Linked DNA regions of Homo sapiens: regions 1 and 3 are each linked to region 2. Evidence: chromatin contacts called from ENCODE Hi-C or POLR2A ChIA-PET data. All regions are on one chromosome and are shown on one strand. Each heading gives the region's core, a stretch centred on a gene start or an enhancer-like site at or near the end of the contact. The rest is flanking DNA. Distances are from core to core; before and after follow the strand shown. Region 1 holds the start of TXNDC17 (thioredoxin domain containing 17). Region 2 holds the start of UBE2G1 (ubiquitin conjugating enzyme E2 G1). Region 3 holds the start of CRK (CRK proto-oncogene, adaptor protein).

Region 1 (2,700 bases), core at 61-2,560, 2.3 Mb before region 2:
GTTCTGACAGTGAATTACAGGCCCAGCATATTTAAAGATACTTACTGTTCCATACTTAAGTAGTGTAGGCACTGCTGTTACTTTCAAGTTTTTTCTGAAGTCATTATTTGGATCTTTCCAACTATTCGAAAAGAAAAAGTGATCATGAAAAAAATTTACTTGGTTTATTACAGTTTGCTTAATATTTGACATAGTCCTACATTTAATTTTTTAGTAATCACTGTTCTTGCAAACACTTAAAAAACCTTGCGGACTATGGCTTAATCTACTAATTACCCTGTGCAAAGTTTCAAAGTGTGACTAAGATATAAAAGTAAAGCCAGCTAAGTTCTGGGCTTACACCAGACCAAATTCGTTGAATTACCCTTACTTAATTCAGGTGGGCATTTTAAATTTGTATTTAATAGCTTCTAATTGTTTAACTTGTCAGACATTACCTTGTAAGACAAACTGGGTAAGTAAGTCCCTGAGGCCCTTCCCGCCTAAGTATGCAATTTGTGCACGTCTGCGAGGTAGATTATACATTGCCACTTACTAAGGCTTTTCTCCTACTTGGCAGTAGATGAACACACATCCTTCACTAATGTGCTTCAGCCCCTCTCGTACGACTGGTTCAGCTTTAAAAAAAGTTGAGATAAAATAATCGCACGTCAACTCTACAATCAGGCACGTATAAACTGTGTTCTTTCCCCCTTCCCCCAGTCTTGGTAAGCACTCAGACTTTAACCTGCAGCTAACTGAAGAGGTCAACACAAGTCAGGTGTTCCCTTCTGGTCTTAGAGCCACGTTAAGGGTAAGGACCAAATCCCAGTCCCGATTTGCCCCTGCACCACCGCGCCCGTAACAATGGAAAGCACATGTATTTGCTGACCAACTCACGTATCCTGTAAGACACTAATGGTACTGGGGGAGTGAGAAGTTTTAAGGAACTAGATTCCAAGATCATCCGGGTAAGGTGGTAAAAGGAAGAGCGCTCTTGGCAGGGCGGGGTAGGATTTAATAGAAGGAGACTTGGGGACAGCTCAGATTGCTCCGCGGATGTCTGGAACCAAGACTCTGCCTCCGCTAAGCCCCCCTTCTGGCCGTAGGCTCGACCTTCCTGCCATTTCCATTGGACAGCAGCCCCCGAATCCCGGCCTCACCCTGCACGCAGTCGGGGCACCAGCTTTTCCCCCCGGCGTCCTTAGAACCCGTAAAGTAGGCGAAAATGGTCTTGCCATTGTGCTGTTCCACGGCCCGGTGGAACTCCTCGAAGCCGGACACGCTCACCTCCTCATAGCGGGCCATTGGCACGACGTGCAGCCGCTACTGGAGGAGTGCACGTCCGGTCGCCGCGGTTGGGTCCCGCGTAGGCGGGGCGAGGCTGTTTCCGGGTGGGCAAGAGAGGGCGGAGCCTGCGGAAGCCAGCGCCGCTAAAGACTACGGGAGCCTCTGACGACCACAATCCATCCGCATGGCTTTTTGCTCTAGTTCCTCAGATCTTTCTGCGCTAGCTGCACTCCCAAGCCCAGGCTTAGATCTACCCTAATCTAGTCCCAGCCCCGACCTCATGGACACTGGCTGCAAAACTTACCGCCTTGCAACACCTGGATCCTTAAATAGTTCAGGGCCTCAAAGGCTCCCAAGCCGCCCTGCGCCTGTTGCTATGGCGACTGGGCAGGCGGCCGGAAGCGCGGCCTTGTTGGGGGCCCCCGTTGCCCGCCTCCCAGTAGCCGCGCCTCACCCTAGGCCAGGTGGGCTCGGGCCGGGGCTGGGGGGGATTCTGGGAAGCCGCATAGAGTCATGGACTTGGGGGAGAGGAGATCTGACTCGGAAAGCCTTTGTTGCTTTGTCCCCCCAGTTACCTTTTCTGCCGTCTAGGCTTTACGGGGGCCTGGGACTGGGGGCGGGTTCCCGAGACTGGGCGGGGGTGGGATGGGTGAGGGGCTCGGAGGGAGAAAGGCTGCAAGGCCGGAGCGGAGTGTGTGAGTGCGTGTGTGGAGCAGCTTAGGGAGCGAGGTGCTAAGACATCCCCCAGGGCCGCGGTAGGGAGGAAGGGAACTGCCCTGGAGCTATGAGCCGGGAGACTCGCCGTGGGGCCTTGCCCAGGCTGCGCCGGGGAGAGCAGGCGGCTAAGATGCCGGGTCGCTGCGTGGGGCCCAGCAGGTCGGGGCGGGGGGTTCGGCGGCCGTGGGGGAAGAGACGGGGCGCAGGGACGTCCCGAGGCCGTGGAGCAAGGCGCCGGGCGAAGCCCTCGGAGTGGGAGACGCGCTGTGTGAGTGCAGAAAGGCCACAGGGCCGTCAGCGGCCATGGGGGACGAGACAAGCGGCGGAGACAGCCGACGCCGCCGGGGCGAATGAGGCTTTGGGAGCTCCTGGGACCCCAGGCTCCATCGAGGCTGCAAGGGACCCTGGGGCTGTGTGGGTGAACGGGGCTGTGGGGGAGCCCGAGGTGGTGGGGCTTGCCGGGGCTGTGTGGGTGACCGGGTCTGGGGAGGAGGAGACCGAAGATAGAAGTCCCCGGGGCTGCGAGAGAAAAGGTCGCCCGGGATCTCTGGGCCATGAGAGCATTCTGCACCTGTGGCTGAAGGTGCAGGCTATGAGGGCCGCCTCGGGATGTGGGGAAGGAAGTAGAGTCGAGCTCCATCCCGTGCCTGCAGGAGAGGGACCTGTCGAAAGGGGTGTTCCTGGCCGAGCTTCCTGGGTAGAGACAAGCCGCGG
Region 2 (2,700 bases), core at 37-2,536:
TCGGGAACCTGAGAGGCAGAGGTTGCAGTGGGCCAAGATCACGCCACTGCACTCCAGCCTGGGCGACAGAACAAGGCTGTCTCAAAAAATAAATAAATAAATAAATAAAATAAAAAAGAAAGAAACTAGGAATAGAAGTAAATTTCCTTGATTTGGTAAAGTGAAATATCAAAATGGTCCCTTTGGTCTATTTGATAGGGGGCAGTGGTTCACACTTGTAATGCTAACACTTTGGGAGGCCGAGTTGGAAGGACTGCTTGAACCCAGGAGTTTGAGACCAGCCTGGGCAACACAGAGAGACCTCTGGCCCCCCCCTCCTTTTTTTTTTTTTTTGTGAGACGGAGTCTCTCTCTGTCGGCCATGCTGGAGTGCAGTGGCACCATCTCGGCTCACTGCAATCTCTGCCTCCTAGGTTCAAGCAATTCTCCTTTCTCAGCCTCCCTGGTAGCTGGGAGTACAGGCGCCTGCCACCAGGCTGGGCTAATTTTTGTATTTTTAGTAGAGACCAGGTTTCACCATGTTGGCCAGGATGGTCTCGAACTCGTGACCTCAGGTGATCTGCCCACCTCGGCCTCTCAAAGTGCTGGGATTACAAGCATGAGCCACCGCGCCCCGTCAAACCCCCCGATCTCTATAAAGCAAATAAAAAAATAGCAGGGCATGGTGGTGTGTACCTGTAATCCCAGATACTAAGGAGACTCAGATGGGAGGATCCCTTAAGCCCAGGAGTTCCAAGCTGCAGTGAGCTATGATCACTGCACTCCAGCCTGGGCGACAGAGAGAATTGCCGTCCATAAATGATAATAATAACAGGGCCGGTCTCGGTGGCTCAATAATAATAGGGCCGGACGCGGTGGCTTTTTTTGTGCACTCTTCATGTAAAGTGAGTTATCATCATATATTGCCTCTATTTTGATGTTTGGTTAAAATGGGGCACACCAGTACTAACTTCGGCTTTCTAACAATTCCTACTTCGCACACCATGTGGCAGTGTTAGATGGCTTTTGGGCGCTCGCCAAGGACTAGACATCTACCACTTCTTCTGGCCTCTTCGCTCCTATATCCACTGCTTCAATCCAGAGGCTGTATTTGACCCTCTGCGACCTCTTTGTCATGGCGTCCGCGGGGCGTCTACCAGCGGAGGCTTGGGCTGGCAGCCGGGCGTCGACCTTCCCAAAATGGCGGCGGACGGGACAACTGCGCTCAAGGGGCGGGGTTCCGCCGCCGGGGGCGGGGCGGGAGGCCGAGGGGTCGGGCTAGCGGGCGGGACGCTTCCCAAGTCGGCAGTCTCAGCGCGCCTGCGCCGAGCGGCCCTGCGCGCAGTGAGGCAGTGGCGGGGGAAGGCACCGGTGGGGCCGACGGGCGGGTTGAAGGAGGGAAGCGGGCGAGCGAAGTCCCAGTGCGCGCCGCGGCAGCCCGGGCACCCTCCCCTTCCGGGCGTGAGTCGCTGTGAAAAGAGCTGAAGCGAGCGGACTCGCACCGGCAGCGAGGCGCCGCTCCCGCCGCCTCAGCCCGGCCTTCCTCGGCTCCGGCGCTCCGGTCGCGGGGCCCGGGTTCCTCGGCACACCCCGCTCCAGCCGCCCCCAGAGCCTGTCCCCAGCCCTTCGGAAGCCCCGGCGCCAGCCCGGGCCCTCGGCAGGGAGGATGACGGAGCTGCAGTCGGCACTGCTACTGCGAAGACAGCTGGCAGGTGAGCAGGCGGGCGGCGGGGCGCCGGGCCCGGCCGCGATCGCGGACAGCCGCAGCCCAGTCCCTCTTCTCCTCCCGGGCCAGCGGCCGTACTGCCGAAGGGGCCCGGGCCTGCGAGGGTGGGGACCTCGAGGCTCCGGTCCCGGCCGGGCCCAGCCGTTCTCGCCCGGCTCTTGGAGGGCACTGGGGGCGGGGACGCGACCCAGCTCCGGCCCAGGGACTGGGCCTGGCGCCCGGGGGGTCGGAGAGGAGGAGGTCCCCTCCCCCACCGTTCTGTAGGACGTTGCGGGGGAGGGGCTGTGTGCGGGTCCCCAGGCCGGGGCCGCCAGCTTGGAGGGGCGGGTCCCGGGTTCAGGTGCTGCCGGGGCCGCCGGACCTTCGGGGCCGGCTGGAGCGTCCGGACCCAGTGCGGCTGCGAGTCCCCGGCTCGGTGTCTGAGGGCGGGCGGAAGGGACCGGCCCTGGCGGGATAGGTGAGGCGCACAAAACTTCTCCCCGGGCGGCGCTGGGTCCGCGGAGTTGGGGCCGACAACAAAAGCGCTGGCCTCGGCGGCCTCCACGCGGGCGCGAGGGTGCCGGAGACCCTGGCGGAGTGCGGATCGCCGCCTCGCCTGCCTCCGCCTGGCACGGGCTCCGGCTGCGCCGCCCGGCTGGGGGAGGGTAGGAGCGGGCCGCGGGGAGAGCCGCTCGCTGGCCGGCTCCGGGCTTTGTGCTCGCCGCGATTCCGGCTGCTGCGCAGGCCTGCAAACCCCGGAGCTGCGCCCGCAGGCTCTGGCCCGGGGCGGCGGCCGGGTCGGCCTCCCCGAGGAGCCTGCGGCCCCCCTCCCCCATTGTCCCGGCCTCCGGCCGTTTGCGGCTTCCAGGTTGACTTTTTAGGGGGTTGGCTCCTACTCTGCTAGGACTGTGTGCGCGGAGCATGCGCAGTGGAGACGTCCGTGTGCGGAGTGGAAGGGGGGAGGCGGGTTGGTGGCTTCACAATGCAGCCCCACGTGCTGCCAGATTTAAAGAGAAA
Region 3 (2,700 bases), core at 129-2,628, 2.9 Mb after region 2:
GGCTTGGTACACTCTGCTCCCTTTGCTTTGAATGTCCTTCCCCGCCGAGTGCGGTGGCTCACGCCTGTAATCCCAGCACTTTGGGAGGCCGAGGTGGGCGGATCTCAAGGTCAGGAGATCGAGACCAGCCTGGCTAACACGGTGAAACCCCATCTCTACTAAAAATACAAAAAGTTAGCCGGGCGTGGTGGCGGGTGCCTGCAGTCCCAGCAACTCGGGAGGCTGAGGCAGGAGAATGGCGTGAACCCGGGAGGCGGAGCTTGCAGTGAGCCGAGATCACGCCCAGGCACTCCAGCCTGGGCGACAGAGCGAGACTCCATCTCAAAAAAAAAAAAAAAAAAAAAAGAAAGAATGTCCTTCCCCATTTGTCATTCAGCAGTCAACACATGCTGCCTCCTCTGGGAAGCCCTCCTGGATTACTCCATAGACTGGCTGTGGGGGCTCTGCTCTGTGTTCATGTCCGTTTCCCATGATAGCGTTTGTCAGCATTTGTCATCCTTTTGTCATCCAGTTTCCTGGTTCCTCTCACTGGTCTGTGAGTTCGAGGAGTGCAGGGCCCAGCCATGATAACCTTTGCACCCGCAGTGCAAGTGGAGTGTCAACAACAATGTCCTAGGTGAATCAATGAAAATGAGAACGTCAGCTGGTCTGTGGAGAAGCTAGAGGAACGAGCAGAAACGGACCGACGTGGCCGGGCGCGATGTTTCTCGCCTGTAATCCCAGCACTTTGGGAGGCCGAGGCGGGCGGATCACCTGAGGTCAGGAGATTGAGACCATCCTGGCCGACATGGTGAAACCCCCGTCTCTACTAAAAATACAAAAAACAGCCGGGCGCGGTGGCTCACGCCTGTAGTCTCAGCTACTCGGGAGGCTGACGCAGGAGAATCGCTTGAACCCGGGAGCAGTGAGCCGAGATCGCGCCATTGCACTCCAGCGTGGGCGACAGAACAAGACTCCGTCTCAAAAAGAAAAAGAAAAAAGAAACAGACTGATATCGCAGGAAGCCTGGCCGAGAACTCAGGCCCCAGGGCCACACGCATCTTTTCTCCTCCAATTCTGTCTGGGAGTCGCTGCCTAGAAGTCCCAGGTCGTCCAGGAACCGGGGCCCAGACGAGAAGCACCGCTCTGTCCGCAGCGCAGGCGCGCGTCTCTGCGGGAGGCTGCGAGGCCCCGCCCCTCGGGCCCTAGACCCCGCCTCCCATCCCCCGCAGCCCGGGCCCGGGAAGGGCGGCACCGCCCATGAATCCGCATGCGCAGTGCGCGCGCGAGGGCGCCTTGCCCTTCTCCCAATGGCGGGCCGCGGGCCCCTTCCCGGCAGCCTCCCTCGGGCAGGGAGCGCGTCATTTCCGGAGGGGGAGGCCCGCGGCTGCCGCCGCCATTTCGGGCGCTGCTGTGAAGCTGAAACCGGAGCCGGTCCGCTGGGCGGCGGGCGCCGGGGGCCGGAGGGGCGCGCGCGGCGGCGGCACCCCAGCGTTTAGGCGCGGAGGCAGCCATGGCGGGCAACTTCGACTCGGAGGAGCGGAGTAGCTGGTACTGGGGGAGGTTGAGTCGGCAGGAGGCGGTGGCGCTGCTGCAGGGCCAGCGGCACGGGGTGTTCCTGGTGCGGGACTCGAGCACCAGCCCCGGGGACTATGTGCTCAGCGTCTCAGAGAACTCGCGCGTCTCCCACTACATCATCAACAGCAGCGGCCCGCGCCCGCCGGTGCCACCGTCGCCCGCCCAGCCTCCGCCCGGTGAGGGACTGACGGGACGGCGGGCCCTGGGCGGGGTGAGGGCCGCGGAACTCCCAGCCTGGCTGGCTGGTCCTCGAGAGCGGACCCTCGGGGGTCGTGGGCAGAGGGCTGGGTGACCGTGGCAGGGGCCCGCCGGCTGCTCGGGCTCGCTCTCACCCGGGGAGCAGGAGTGTGGGGGAGGAGGAGCCGCGGACCGAGGCCCCGGGGTGTGCCTGGGGAGGGCAGCCGCGGGGAAGGGGAACTGCTTCGGCCCCAGGGTGGGGCTGGCTCCCGGGCCAGGCGCAAGGGTAGGGCAGGGCAAGGCAACGTGGGGACAAAGAGCTGAGGGAGATGTTGGCACTGCGGGGGCATCACTTGGCAGCGGCGCCCAGAATGAATCCGATAATCCTACAAGTGGCTTTTAGGCTGGAAACGTTTCCTGCCGTGTTGGAGAGCCGGGTTTGGCCGTGCTCCCCTGGTGGCCTTTGGTAGGAAGTCACCACATACTGGCCGGGAGGGATGGAGACACCCTCAGGAAACCGGTCAATTTTTTCCTTTCTTGGGCATTTTTCCAAAATCTTTGTACCGTTCTCTTCCCCCGTGGAGGACGAAGGTGGTGAACTAAGTGCTAGAAGAAATAGTGGTAGCAGAAAGCCTTCAGTGACCAGCCCAACCCAGTTTAAGGCGATGCCTGGCTATGTGCAAGAGATCTAAGCGTCCAGAAGACTGTCCGCCGTTAGAGAGTTCTGGTTTTCAAAGTGTTTAGTGGAGGAAAGACATTTTATTCCACAAAATAAACCAGAAGTGAGGCAATGGAAACAGACCCTTCCCTGTAAGTGACTGGAACTTCATTTTCCTTGGACTTAAACATTGTCGGTGTGTACTTCAGGGCGTCACCTTGCTCAGTAAGATGGGGCTGCGGGCTGAGTCTTCCTGGATATTGGGAACAGACTCTACGCCAAGAACATAAATTACCTGCGCTGGGTTT

Evidence for each region. A loop is a pair of places that touch in the nucleus more often than their neighbours do. ChIA-PET counts read pairs that join two places held with the same protein, here RNA polymerase II (POLR2A). Pooled maps may share reads with other maps.
Region 1: a pooled map shows a loop between it and region 2 (7-fold over the local background). The contact joins the promoter of TXNDC17 here to the promoter of UBE2G1 in region 2. A Hi-C loop is called at or near these places in 1 of 168 maps with a recorded cell type or tissue (naive thymus-derived CD4-positive, alpha-beta T cell) and 6 of 50 pooled maps. POLR2A ChIA-PET finds 5 or more read pairs at or near these places in 2 of 52 experiments (T-cell and naive thymus-derived CD8-positive, alpha-beta T cell).
Region 3: a loop to region 2 is called in a map of CD8-positive, alpha-beta T cell, with 8 times the contacts of the local background. The contact joins the promoter of CRK here to the promoter of UBE2G1 in region 2. A Hi-C loop is called at or near these places in 3 of 168 maps with a recorded cell type or tissue (CD4-positive, alpha-beta memory T cell, CD8-positive, alpha-beta T cell and naive thymus-derived CD4-positive, alpha-beta T cell), 1 of 37 single-sample maps with no recorded cell type and 5 of 50 pooled maps.

Annotation. Positions count from the first base shown.
Region 1 is chr17:6,639,670-6,642,369 of GRCh38, reverse strand. TXNDC17 (thioredoxin domain containing 17) reads right to left here and starts at 1,310. Exons shown (of 4, transcript NM_032731.4): 1 at 1,143-1,310; 2 at 536-617; 3 at 46-121. The coding sequence starts at 1,287. KIAA0753 reads left to right here and starts at 1,659. Exons shown (of 19, transcript NM_014804.3): 1 at 1,659-1,733. LOC122526780 reads left to right here and starts at 2,054. Exons shown (of 1, transcript NM_001396008.1): 1 at 2,054-2,700. The coding sequence starts at 2,054. RefSeq lists enhancers at 591-650, 851-1,120, 1,251-2,132.
Region 2 is chr17:4,365,261-4,367,960 of GRCh38, reverse strand. UBE2G1 (ubiquitin conjugating enzyme E2 G1) reads left to right here and starts at 1,286. Exons shown (of 6, transcript NM_003342.5): 1 at 1,286-1,690. The coding sequence starts at 1,645. RefSeq lists enhancers at 1,153-1,447, 1,267-1,953 and silencers at 1,116-1,815, 1,866-2,645.
Region 3 is chr17:1,454,910-1,457,609 of GRCh38, reverse strand. CRK (CRK proto-oncogene, adaptor protein) reads left to right here and starts at 1,378. Exons shown (of 3, transcript NM_016823.4): 1 at 1,378-1,733. The coding sequence starts at 1,493. RefSeq lists silencers at 1,070-1,569, 1,660-1,719, 1,830-1,959 and an enhancer at 1,224-2,209.